2 separate regions of the Homo sapiens genome follow, and region 2 is linked to region 1. Evidence: chromatin contacts called from ENCODE Hi-C or POLR2A ChIA-PET data. All regions are on one chromosome and are shown on one strand. The core of a region is the stretch at or near the end of the contact, and the rest is flanking DNA. Distances in the headings are between cores, read along the strand shown. Region 1 holds the start of HPS4 (HPS4 biogenesis of lysosomal organelles complex 3 subunit 2). Region 2 holds the start of PES1 (pescadillo ribosomal biogenesis factor 1).

The links. Hi-C counts contacts between places; a loop is a spot of excess contacts on that map. ChIA-PET counts read pairs that join two places held with the same protein, here RNA polymerase II (POLR2A). Pooled maps may share reads with other maps.
Region 2: a map of CD4-positive, alpha-beta T cell shows a loop between it and region 1 (26-fold over the local background). The contact joins the promoter of PES1 here to the promoter of HPS4 in region 1. A Hi-C loop is called at or near these places in 1 of 168 maps with a recorded cell type or tissue (CD4-positive, alpha-beta T cell) and 5 of 50 pooled maps. POLR2A ChIA-PET finds 5 or more read pairs at or near these places in 1 of 52 experiments (GM12878).

What each region holds. Positions count from the first base shown.
Region 1 is chr22:26,480,695-26,487,189 of GRCh38, reverse strand. HPS4 (HPS4 biogenesis of lysosomal organelles complex 3 subunit 2) reads left to right here and starts at 3,407. Exons shown (of 14, transcript NM_022081.6): 1 at 3,407-3,516; 2 at 4,950-5,468. The coding sequence starts at 5,428. It overlaps SRRD (SRR1 domain containing), which reads right to left and starts at 3,313. Exons shown (of 7, transcript NM_001013694.3): 1 at 3,091-3,313; 2 at 1,127-1,167. The coding sequence starts at 3,299. RefSeq lists a silencer at 3,130-3,219 and an enhancer at 3,240-3,359.
Region 2 is chr22:30,587,889-30,593,552 of GRCh38, reverse strand. PES1 (pescadillo ribosomal biogenesis factor 1) reads left to right here and starts at 1,643. Exons shown (of 15, transcript NM_014303.4): 1 at 1,643-1,743; 2 at 4,283-4,362; 3 at 5,379-5,532. The coding sequence starts at 1,720. RefSeq lists enhancers at 1,021-1,100, 1,321-1,620, 1,100-1,815.

The sequences.
Region 1 (6,495 bases), core at 2,158-4,657:
CAGTACCTTGGGAGACCGAGGTGGGCAGATCACTTGAGGTCAGGAGTTCGAGACCAGTCTGGCCAACATGGTGAAACCCCATCTCTACAAAAATACAAAAATTAGCCAGGGGTAGTGGCACACACCTGTAGTCCCAGCTACTCAGGAGACTGAGGCAGGAGGATTGTTTGAACCCAGGAGGTGGAAATTGCAGTGAGCAGAGATCACACCCCTACACTCCAGCCTGGGTGACACAGTGAGACTCCGTCTCAAAAGAAAAAAAAAAAAAAAAAAAAGCAGCAAAGACATCTTTAAACAAGACCCCAAGCCAGGAAAAACTGGCTCTTCAGGTCAATTTTGATAAAAGAATTGGTGAAAATTTTCTGGATAACTTGACAATAGATATCAAGTTGGTCACCGCCTTTCATTTAATTCTACTTCTGGGAATATATCCTAAGAAGATCATCCTAAGTTTGGTAAAAGCTTTATGCATAAAGTTACTCATTGCAAAATTATGTATAATAACTTAAAAAGGCTGGTTGTGGTGGCTCATGCCTATAATCCCAGCGCTTTGGGAAGCTGTAGGTGGGAGGATCACTTGAGCTCAGGAGGTACAGGTTGCAGTGAACTATGATTGCATCATTGTACTCCAGCCTAGGCGAAGAGTAAGACACTGTCCTAAAATAATAACTGAAAAACAACAGAAGAAAACTAAATGTCCCACAATAAAAATGATACCTATGGTATGTCCACTCCATGCATAAATATTATGTCGCCACCCACACACTATGTTTAGGAAGAGATTATCACTGCACGAGGAAAAGGCTACATTGTAATATCATGGAAAAGGAACAGGATAAATATAAATTTCAGCAATAATAATGACAACATTTATTGCCTTGTATACAGCAGGCAAGCATTTAACTAAACAGCTTCAATTCTCAAAACTATAGGATATACACATTATCTCCATTTCACAGATAAAGAAACTGAGGATCAGAATTAAGTGCCAAAAGACATACAGCTGTAAGGGGCGGGCGGCGTTAGAACCCAGCAAGTTATCCCTCTGTGAAGCAAAATGTCCTCAAATGAGGACTGATTCTCTTTTCTGCCCCACAATCCCTACCATTGGCCAAGTGGTACCCACCTAGTGCTGAACTCCAGAAATCAGAGATAAACAGGTCCTTCCTGTTGAGAAAAAAAATGGCACAGTCATGTCCCACCCATCTCAGGGCTGCCCCAACAGTAACTTTCCTGATCATGACCTGAATGCTTACAGAATGAGGTGCCCTGCAATGCAGGGCCCACCCTTACCAAGTGATAGGAGGGGGATATATGTTGAATATGTCCAGAGCCAGAGCACATACTGCTGGGGCTCAGAGACTGCAGGAGAGAGTATGCTGGAGGAGGTCCTTGATTCCCAGAGAGAGATCTGGGTCTATTCTCAGTCTACAACAGAGCCTAGCATAGAATTGCAGCTCAATAAATGGTTGTTAAGTGCTCAGAATTAGCCTTTCTGAGCTTTAGTTTCCTCATCTCTAAAATGGGGATAAAAATCATTCCCAACACGGAGGAGTTTAGAGGCATAAAATGGGTTAACATTCTTAGCCCAGTGTCTGGCACATAGCAGGTACTCAACAAATGGTATTTGTTATTATAAATAGTTTTAAGGGGAAAGTAAAGAGACAAAACCAAGTGTCTGGGCTTTCTTTATTCAAGTCAACTGGTTTTACAGACCCAGAGCAAAAGAAAGTCAACAGTGAATTAAAATGAACTGGATTTAAACTGACAAGCCACAGCCAGAGACAGTGATTATGGGGTTCAGAAAGGAGTACAGAGAATTGAAAGTCGGCCCAGAGGCTGCTGCACGTTTCTCACAGAGGGTAGAGAGTTCTGATGTACACAGGAATGCTTTATGAACTGGTAAATGCGTACACAGATATGCGTGTAAAATGCTGGCTCAATCTCTACTCAGAGCGATGGTGATTGCACCACACTTGGGTGTTGGGAGAAGCAAGGAGCTCCTGGGGAATACTGAAGCAGTTGAGGAGATCGTGACAGTGTCAAGGGATATGAAAAATGCCTTGAGTTTTCCAAACCCCTAGGCACATTCACTCTCACTGGCATCCTCTGAGAGCTTAAAAATAATCGCAGGTGCTTTTTATTCAGGCTGAGCCAAATGGTCAGCAACTTTCTCTTCAGAGGTAAACTCTGGGACATTACTGCCTCTTGACCCTAATTCTAGGGGAGAGGAGCACACAAAATTAATCTAATTTCTCCCCTTGTGACGGCCCTTCGGATGCTGATCTTAAGTGCTAACTAAAGCTGTTATTTATTGAGCCTAAACAAAACTGCGAATAAAGATAATAATACTAAATAACAATAATAAGTAACATTTATTGAGTGTTTCCTCTGTATTAGGCACTCTCTATGTACTTTCTAAGGTACAGAGCAAGGTATGTGAGAATCTGGGCTGGGATAAGCAACAAGCATAATGGAAAGCTGGAAGCACTGGTTTTTGTCACAAAGACCTGGGTTTGAAATCTGGTTCCACACATTTTCTTTGTCTCTTTGAGAATCAGTGAGCTACCAGGGTCCTAGTATGCCTGCAATGTTTAACATAAAGTGTGTAGAATGATTAAGCTAATGTCAGGCACATAGCAGCTGCCTGATGATAGCAGTCACGTGTTCATGTTGCTTCCCTCGTGTCACCACCACCAATAATATCAACATCGGCATAATATTAATAGCAAACACTGGCACAGTGCTTACCACGTGCCAGAAAATGGTTTCCGTTTACTAATTCATTGAATCCTCAAAACAAACCTACGTATGTACTATTTTCATCCCCATCTCACAGATGAGAAAACTGAGGCACAGAGATTATAAATTGTCCAAGGTCACGCAGCTGTAACCGTAATAAAAGGAAAGACGACCTTTAACTGAGCGCTTACTATAATCCACATCTTTAATGAGCTCGTTACCTACGTTAACTCTTCACAATAACTCCTTAAAGGGTGTGCATTATATCTCCACTCTACAGATGGGGAGACTGTGGCTCAGAATTGCCCATGGGCGCAAAGATTCCATCAGGGCCGAGCCTGCACTCACTCAGCCTCCCAGATGCGACGAAGCACGACTCCGCTGTCAGACTCGAACTCCGCCTCGGGGCCCCGGGGCGCCGCCTCTCTCCCCCGGGGCGCCGCCTCTCTCCCCCGGGGCGCCGCCTCCCTCCGCCGCGGCCGTCGAGCCGCGGAGCGCCTCTTCCGCGGAGCCGCCGCCTGCCAGGATTCCAGCGCCGCAGCTGCGGCCGCAGCCATTGGTCTCTGACGTCAGCGGCGTGCGGCGCACTCGGCACGTCATCGCCGCGCGCCGGCTTGCCAGGAGCTGGAGGGGGAGGTAGGCGGGGCGGCGCGTGACCTAAGGCCTCTCTGCCGCGCGCGCAGGTACGGGGCAGAAGTCGCAGGTACCCAGCTGCTGCCCACATTTCTGGTCCAGAGTCCCGAACCCCGAGCACTGGGATGCCTGGCTACTCCGGTGGGTGGGCGGCGCTCGGAGCGCGGGGATACCGAGGGGCGGGCCCCCAGCTTAGAGCGTGACCCGACCCCGCCTAATCCTTAGGCGTTCGCCCACCATTTCCCAGTCCCGTAGAGCTGGGGCCAGACACCGCACAGCCCTAGTGCTGTTACCAGTCGCTGCCTGCGCCCCGGGGGCTGCGCCCAGCAGCTTCCTGGCCCTTTTCCAGCCATTAGCGTCCGTTTTCCAGCCCTGCTGCCCCACTGAGGCCCCTTCCCACAGCAGTATCACCAGCCCCAGCCCCGCGTTGTTACTATTACTTCCCAGGCTACCAGATCCTTTTCTGCTCATGTTCCGACGTCTCTTCCTACTCCAGGGCCATTATTGGTCTCTTCTGGACCTTTCAGAGATAAGAGAGGACCTCGGTAGTGTAGGGCCCAGTCCTCTGGGAACAAGGGATGGGGAGTTTTAGGCTGCTGTCCTTGGTTCCAGTAACAGAGATACCCCCTCCACAGGCACCCAAATATGCTCCATAGAATACAATGAGTGTGGTCCTGTGGAGGCCCAATCCAAAATATCTAGAGCTGAGAAGAGATAGAGATTTTACAGGCCGTCAAATATTCAATGGGGGTCGTCTCTAGAGACTTTTAACAAACTGTATTGTGTACCCACAGATTGCAGAATGGTGAGCAAACATTTGAGACCATGTTGCTAAAGCATTAAGCTTGGAGAAAGTGACAGTAAGAATTAGACAATAGTTTTGAAGTGACCAAGAGGTTGTCACATGGAAGAATTAGACCTTGTTTTGTGTTTTCCTGCAGAGCGTTATCCAGACTAGCGAGTGGGAGGCAGATGTAAAATCTGGAACGCAGATTTTAGTTTGTTGGAAGGAGAAATGTAACATAGTGAACCACGCATCTCTGGAGGGTGTAAAGCAGAGACAGCCAAGGTAATTTTTGGAAAAGAGTGCAGGAGAGTAGAGTAAACGATGCCAGGGTTCCTTCCGACTCTGAAATTCCGTGATACACTGAGCTGTCTTTCTCTTGTGGAAGTTTGAAAGCCATTTGATAAAGTTCTCTTCATTTTTTAGAAATTTGCCCTGCTCTGGAATTCTGCATGTTCAGGTTACTTTTGGACTGTCAAGATGACAGTTCCTTAATTTGGGTTCCATTATTACCACAGCAACTGGTTTATTTGTATAGCTGTCCACACCTAGAGCATTTTCACCCTGTCATTTGATTTTATCTTCCGTGAAGCTTGTGGTGTGTTTCCCTTAACTGTTCGAGAAACTAAAGCCCTTACTCTGAAGTCTCTGCAAGCCTCCCTCTTTGATTTTGAAGCATGATTGTCACCCTCACAGAAAGCTCTTTTGAAATATACCATTCGTTTAATCCTGCTGGGTCACATGCTCTCTCACGAGTTGCTGAAATATCTATTCCTTGTGTTTATTTCAGAGCCAAGGCACTGATGTTTGAACTGGAAACTTCAAAACGTTTAATAAGAGTCTTCAGGATGGGTTTGAACTAGACAAGCTAGAAATTTCTTTAGAACACCAGCTCTAGCATGCATCTCCCACTTTTGGCTTTCCTGGAGAGGAGCTTGAAGAGGTGGTTCTGCAGACAGCCACAGTGATACTTAGGAAACCAGAGGAATGGATTTGACTTTTCTGCTAGGATTCTCTGTTATAGTTTCTCCCTGAGTTGTAAGAGGCATGGAAATATACATGAAACTGAAGAACCTGCAAGGAAGGGAAGTGGAACTTTCCATGCTGAGTGAAAACTAACCAAGTGGCAGTTGTGACTGAAAACACTGAAACCTACCACGTCCAGATTCACTGGATTGGGGGATAGAGGAACGGTCACAGCTAGGGAGAAAGAAGTGATACCGGAAAAGAAAACCTAAATGAAGAGAATGAGGATGACTGCACAGTAGATGGCCACCTCTACCTCCACAGAGGCAAAGTCAGCCTCGTGGTGAGTAACAAGGCCTGCCATGGCATAGCTTTTGCTGGGCTGTTGGTTAGAGTTTTGGGGTTAATTGAAAATCCCCAGCCAGATTGTGTTAATTTTATTAACATAACAATAAAAATGCCATTTTCCTCAGAGCAGCTGAATCAAGCACGTGAGCCATCGCTCTCCAAAGCTAACATGTTTTAACCTTGCAAGCCTCTCCCAATGTTTGAATGAGTCTGGCATTGCTGGGAGATTGTAGAAAAGATAGCCACAGCCTGATCATGCAGCGAGCTTTGATGATAATGTGAATATTGTAGTCTTCAATTTGCAGAGATGAGGTATGGTTGCATTTGAGAATTACAGCATGAGGAGAGGTCTGGCCAGACTGGGTATCAAGGGGTATTACTCAATGTCTGTCTGAAACCCAGTTCCCTTCTCAACCCTAAATGCGTTAATCCTTTCCCATAATTAGGTTTAGCAAACATCAGTCATAGAGGAGATGAAGGTGAAAAGCAGGTTTAGCTAGAATTAGCAGGATTTAGTGACTGATTATTTATGTGGAAGTCAAAAAGATGGAGCAGTTCAAAATGACACCCAAGTTTTCTTTCGTGTGCCCGCACAAGCAGGGATGCTTTCATCAAGAGAACGTGGGGACAGGGGAGGATGGGGTGCACATGGAGTTTCTGAGTTGGCTTTGAAACTTTTTTGAGGCTTTTTGATCTGAGCTTACCCTGCAGCCAGTTGTACATCCAGCCTTAGGTATTGGGAAAGAGGACAGTGCCAAGAGACCAAGTTGGTGCTTTATTTATTTGTTTGTTTGTTTTTGAGACAGGGTCTTGCTCTATCCTCCAGGCCAGAGTGCAGTGGCATGATCTCAGGTCACTGTAGCCTCAATCCCCCAGGCTCAAGTGATCCTCCTACCTCAGCATCCCAAGTAACTGGAACCAGAGGCACACCCCACCATGCCTGGCTAATTTTGTCTGTTTTTTGTGGAGATGGGGTTTCACGGTGTTGCCCAGGCTAATCTCGAACTCCTAAGCTCAAGCAG
Region 2 (5,664 bases), core at 394-2,893, 4.1 Mb before region 1:
GAGCCAGCCACTGCCACCCTCTCCAGTCCATCCCTTTCCTTCTTCTTCTTTTTTTTTTTGAGATGGAGCCTCGCTCTGTCGTCTAGGCTTGAGTGCAGAGTGCAGTGGCACAATCTTGGCTCACTGCAACATCTACCTCCTGGGTTCAATAAATTCTCCTGCCTCAGCCTCCCAACTAGCTGGGGTTACAGGTGCCTGCCACCACACCCGGCTAATTTTTGTATTTTTGGTAGAGATGGGTTTTCGCCATGTTGGCCAGGCTGGTCTCAAACTCCTGATCTCAGGTGATCCGCCTGCCTCAGCCTCTCAAAGTGCTGGGATTACAGGTGTGAGCGACCGTGCCCGGCTTCATCTCATTTTTAACTGTGGAATTGCTGGGTTTTAAATTTTAGCTTTAAATTAGATAGTGCAAGTCACATAGTTCAAAACAAGTATTCACCAGTGCTTAACGTCTGTCTCTGTGTAAGTTCTAAGACCAAGTCCTTGGGCCAGGTCACATTCACAAGAGCCTCAAATTTAAACTTTTGAGATCATCTTCGAACGAAATTTGGAATTTGGAAAAAGGGAGAAACGTTTAAAAAAAAAAAAACCTCTTAAAATTGCATCTACTTCCAGACTGCACCATCTCAAGGTGATGTGACTATTTGTATAAATCTTGGAATTATTATTTGAGGAACACTTACAGAATTTATGTGTACAAATTAAAAGCTCGAATATGTTGAATGTACATTTAATTTTATTTATTTATTTATTTTTGAGATGGAGTCTCACTCTGTCGCCCAGGCTGGAGTGCAGTGGCAAGATCTCGGCTCACTGCAACCTCTGCCTCCCAGGTTCAAGCGATTCTCCTGCGTCAGCCTCCCGAGTAGCTGGGATTACAGGCGTGTGCCACCATGGCCAGCTAATTTTTGTATTTTTAGCAGAGACGGGGTTTCACTATATTGGTCACACTGGTCTCGAACTCCTGACCTCAGATGATCCGCCTGTCTTGGCCTCCCAAAGTGCTGGGATTACAGGCGTGCGCCACCGCTCCCAGCCTTGAATGTACATTTTAAATATACCACGAGTCCACCACTAAGGCTCAGAAAATATAAGTGGCCTCTAGGATCTCTATACCTCCGCGAGGAAAAATGTCTTCCTTTTTTCTATTTTAGCCGCATAACCGCGAATGAACCAAAGAGAACCCGAAGCCGGTGGGAACTCAGCGCAGTCTCACCCTGCCCCTCGGGAACCGCTTCTCAGCAGCGGCAGCCGAAGTCTGACGACGCTTAGCAACCGTTACCTTGACAACGCAATCCTATCGCGCACCATGGAGTGCGGCGCCCCTCTGCATCCCAGAAGGCACCGCGCTGTCCCTAAGCCTTCCGCCCCTCTCCGTCCCAACATGCAACGAGGCTCACAGTCAATGAATCGTCATCAGGGTGATTACAGAAAAGCCTGTATATCCACGTTTGTTTTAACACTTAAAGTGTTTGTAACCATTGTGAGCGGGAAAGATCTGGAAAGAGTGTTCTCAGTGATTTTTTTCAGACTATAGTTTTAAATCTTGAGGAGGAAATCCCCATCTTTCCCTGGACTTGTACAGGCATCTCATTGGGCAGCCCGCACAAACAGACAGCGTGGGGTGGGGAGGGTCCTCGGGGTCCTTGGCAGGGCACGTGCGGGAGGAAGTGGAGCTCCCTGTACGCGCGGCCCTAGTCGGCTCCTCAACGTGGAGCGATGGGAGGCCTTGAGAAGAAGAAGGTGATTGGGAAAGACGGTGGGGATTCCCGAGGGGTGGGGTGCGGGGGCGGCAGAGCATGGGGTCGACTCTTTTCCCGGGCTCCGTCTCGTGGAGACTGGAAAGACGGGATCGACGTGACCGTAATCAGCTGCGAGAAGGGGTCCGAGAATGGACAAGGATGGCAGTATTCGTTTAGTGAAATCCGAGAACGAACTCCAGAGTTCTTTCTGTGGAGAGGGCTGTGAAAGAGAGTTGAACTTACCAAGCGTAGCTTCATTCCAAAAGCAGGCCGAGCCGTGGGACCACTATTTACCGAAAGGGTGATAAACATTACGTAGAGCTCACCGTTACTGCACCGTTACATTAGTTGGTTAGTGTTGTCTTGGAAGTTCTCTTCGAGGCATAACATTTCGGCTGAAATGGGAAAGATCAGAACGTCTTGGATGGGTTCTGGGGCATGGGAGTGCTTAGCGAGCAGGCCTGACAAGGGAAACCAAGTGCCAAGATCAGTAGGCAGGGAAGGCTTGCTGTGTGTAAGGAGTTGGAAGGACATTAGGATGACTCGCATGTAAACCAAGAAAAGAATGGCATCTGATAAGATTGGGGTTGGACACGTACTGTATCGTGCAAGGCCTGTAAGCTTGGATTTTATTCTAAGTGCAGTAGGAATAGTGTAGAGCTTGGATTTTATTCTACGTGCAGTAGGAAAAAAAGGAGGAGTAACACGATTAGAGTTTTTCAGGGAGTTCTTGTGGCTGTATGGAGAATCGGCCCAGTGACATGAAAAGACTGGGAAGGGAATGGGAATGAGGAATATATAGTTGGCTTAAGTGTTTCTTTCAGAGTGAAAGTTTCTATTGCCAGTGTTCTTAACCCAACACACTACATTGAGTATCCAGTGCTAGCCATCGGAACTGCAAAGATACAAGATGGAAAACCTGCCCTTGAGTTGCAGATGTAGATATGTAACAAAATCGTTACAGTTTTTAAAAGCTGGGTTTCAGAGCCAGAATCAACAAAGATGAGTCTTTGTTGTGGGAAGGATTGTCTTGTGTGTAGTAGGATATTTGGCAACATCCCTGATCCTTTACCTACTGGATACCAGTAGCACCCAGCAACCAAAAATGTCTCCAAACATTGCTGAACTCTCCTCCCCCCAGCACATACCCAGGGAGTACCCCATTGAGAACTATTTATTCCCTTAACATTTATAAGGATAAGCATGGTGACAGAGATAAGTGTGGCATAAGGTAATGGAAAACGCTATAAATGAAAACTCAACTTCTTAAGGCAGTCTGAAACTCATCTTTATACCTCCAAGACTTAGCATGGGCCTAATACCTAATAGACAATTAATGTCTAAAGGAAAGAATGAATGAAGGGTATGTTTCATGACTATGATGTTATTAGTAAACGTACCTGTGGGAGACTAACAGGTTTGTCTCTTTAGAGCTGAACCTAGCCAAAGAGGCCCCTGCTGTCTTAGTCCAGAGGAAGATCTTGTTTGGAAACGACATGCTTGTTAGCTTGCAGGGTATTTGTTACAGTGCACTGATTGTCTCTATCGAGGGATACAGAAGTGTGAGGGATACAGAAATGTGGGTGTGAGGCAGCATCTTAGCACCACAGGCATCCAGATGGTTATACAAGACAATAGGCTTCTTAGGGGCAGGTAGAGACCAGGCTTTTTGTCTTTATTGCCTTCATAGCATCTAGCTTAGTGCTTTGACCATAATAGAGGACCTGTTATTGTCTGTTGAATGAATGAATGAGGAAGGGGAGAAGCTGTGTGGCTTAGAGCATGCTTTTTCAGCCAGGGTAATACCACCCTCAAGGGAACAAAATTGGTTGAGGGGCAGTATCTTAGCTATTACAATGGTTGTGGCTCCCCAAGGACTACATTACATAAACAGACCTACAGTATATCTCTGGTATTAACATTTTATGGGGCATAGGGAAGAAAGGGTGATGGGTGAGGGAGGAAGGGGGTGTCTAATAAGTCTCCTGGTAGTGGTGAAGAGGTTATAATGAGGAAGAAAAGAAGGGGAAAAGATTAGGAACACTGGCTTAGCTATTAGGCATTCAGGTACTGGACTCAGACCTGAGTTTGAATCCCAGCCCCAACTCTTAAAAAGCTGTGTGCTTTTTAAGAGTTGCATGGGTTATTTTACGAGCCCGTTTTCTCCTATGTGAAATGGACGTTCGGACAGCACCTACATCACAGGGTTATGGGAATTAAATGAAATGTGTGAAAATCACTAATTGTAATGGCCAACATTTAGAGCTAGTGCTAAGCACTTGGCACAGCACCCTATCCGTAGCAGCCTCGCAGCCCTCAGCATCATGCAGATGTATGTGTTCCCTATGCTGACAGCCGCAAGGATGGTACAGGAGAGCTCATCCAGGCAGGTCGGCTCCTTCCCTGCAGTGTTTCCTCTCCTAGACTCATCTCAGCCACTTATCCAGAGTGATAGTTGCCTCTGGAACTAGGCATGCCCAGAGTTTGATGTCAGTCACTACAATCATTGCTAATGGAGAATTGTTTTTTTCCTCTCCCAGTATGAACGAGGCTCGGCCACCAACTACATCACCCGGAACAAAGCCCGGAAGAAGCTCCAGCTGAGCTTGGCTGACTTTAGGTGAATATAGAGGGACCGTGGGAAGCCCGGGCAGTGAATTGCACATTGAAAACTCAGCTGCATCCCTGTCTTACCTGAGTTGCCATACCCATTCTGGGGTTCTGGTATTCCTTCTCTTTCTCACCGCCCTTGCTTTAGTGAGTTGTGTTTGCTAGGTGTGGTCCAAGGGAAAATGGAGGAGAACTGAACTGGATTGTCAGGATGGGCTAGCTGGGCTGGGATGGGCTGGGCTGGGTCCCTGCCATCCATCCCCTCCTATCTGGTAGAAGAGACCCCTGATCCTGCAACTAGGGGTTCTCATTCCTCATAGAGTCAAAATAAGACTTCACTGTGGCCTGTGGGCCCTGCCCTCTGGCGGTCCCTGGCCTTTGTGGCTCACCTGGCCCACTTTTTTTTTTTTTTTCCCCGGAGACAGAGTCTCACTCTGTTGGCCAGGCTGGAGTGCATTGGCGTGATCTCAGCTCACTGCAACCTCCACCTCCCAGGTTCAAGCGATTCTCCTGCCTCAGCCTCCCGAGTAGCTAGGATTACAGTTGCTGGCGACCGTGCCTGGCTAATGTTTGTATTTTTTTTTTAGTAGAGATGGGATTTCACCATGTTGGCCAGGCTGGTCTCCAGTTCATGACCTCAGGTGATCCTCCTGCCTCAGCCTTCCAAAGTGCTGGGATTACAGATGTGAGCCATCACGCCTAGCCACCTGGTCCACTTTTATTCCTTCAAACACACCAGCTGTTTCCAGCCTTCTGGACTTTGTCTCTTTTGTTAGGATGCTTCTCTCCTTTTTATGGCTGAAATGTTGATATCTCAGAAAGGCCTTTCTTAACTCCCCTAGAGACTCGCAAGTCTGCGTTTTTGTTTTATGATTGTGACTGTCAGACTCATGTACTAGGATGTGAGGTCTCTAAGGGCAGGGACCCCATGTTCCCCATTTACTGTTGTTTTCCAGGCCCAGCTGTGGCCAGTGCTCCCCACCTTTACCCACATAACTGACATAACAGATGGCCTCTGTCTTCCAGGCGGCTGTGCATTCTGAAGGGCATTTATCCCCATGAACCCAAACACAAGAAGAAGGTTAACAAGGGTTCTACAGCAGCCCGAACGTTTTACCTTATCAAAGACATCAGGTTTCTCCTCCACGAACCCATTGTCAACAAGTTCCGTGAATACAAGGTGAGGTCTGGGCTCTAGGGTCTGTCAGGTTCTCATCGCAGCTCTGTGACCCACTAACTAACTGTGACCTTGGGCAGATTGCCTACCCTCTCTGAGTAAGCCTATACAGAGGGCAGGGTGAGCCTCAACAGA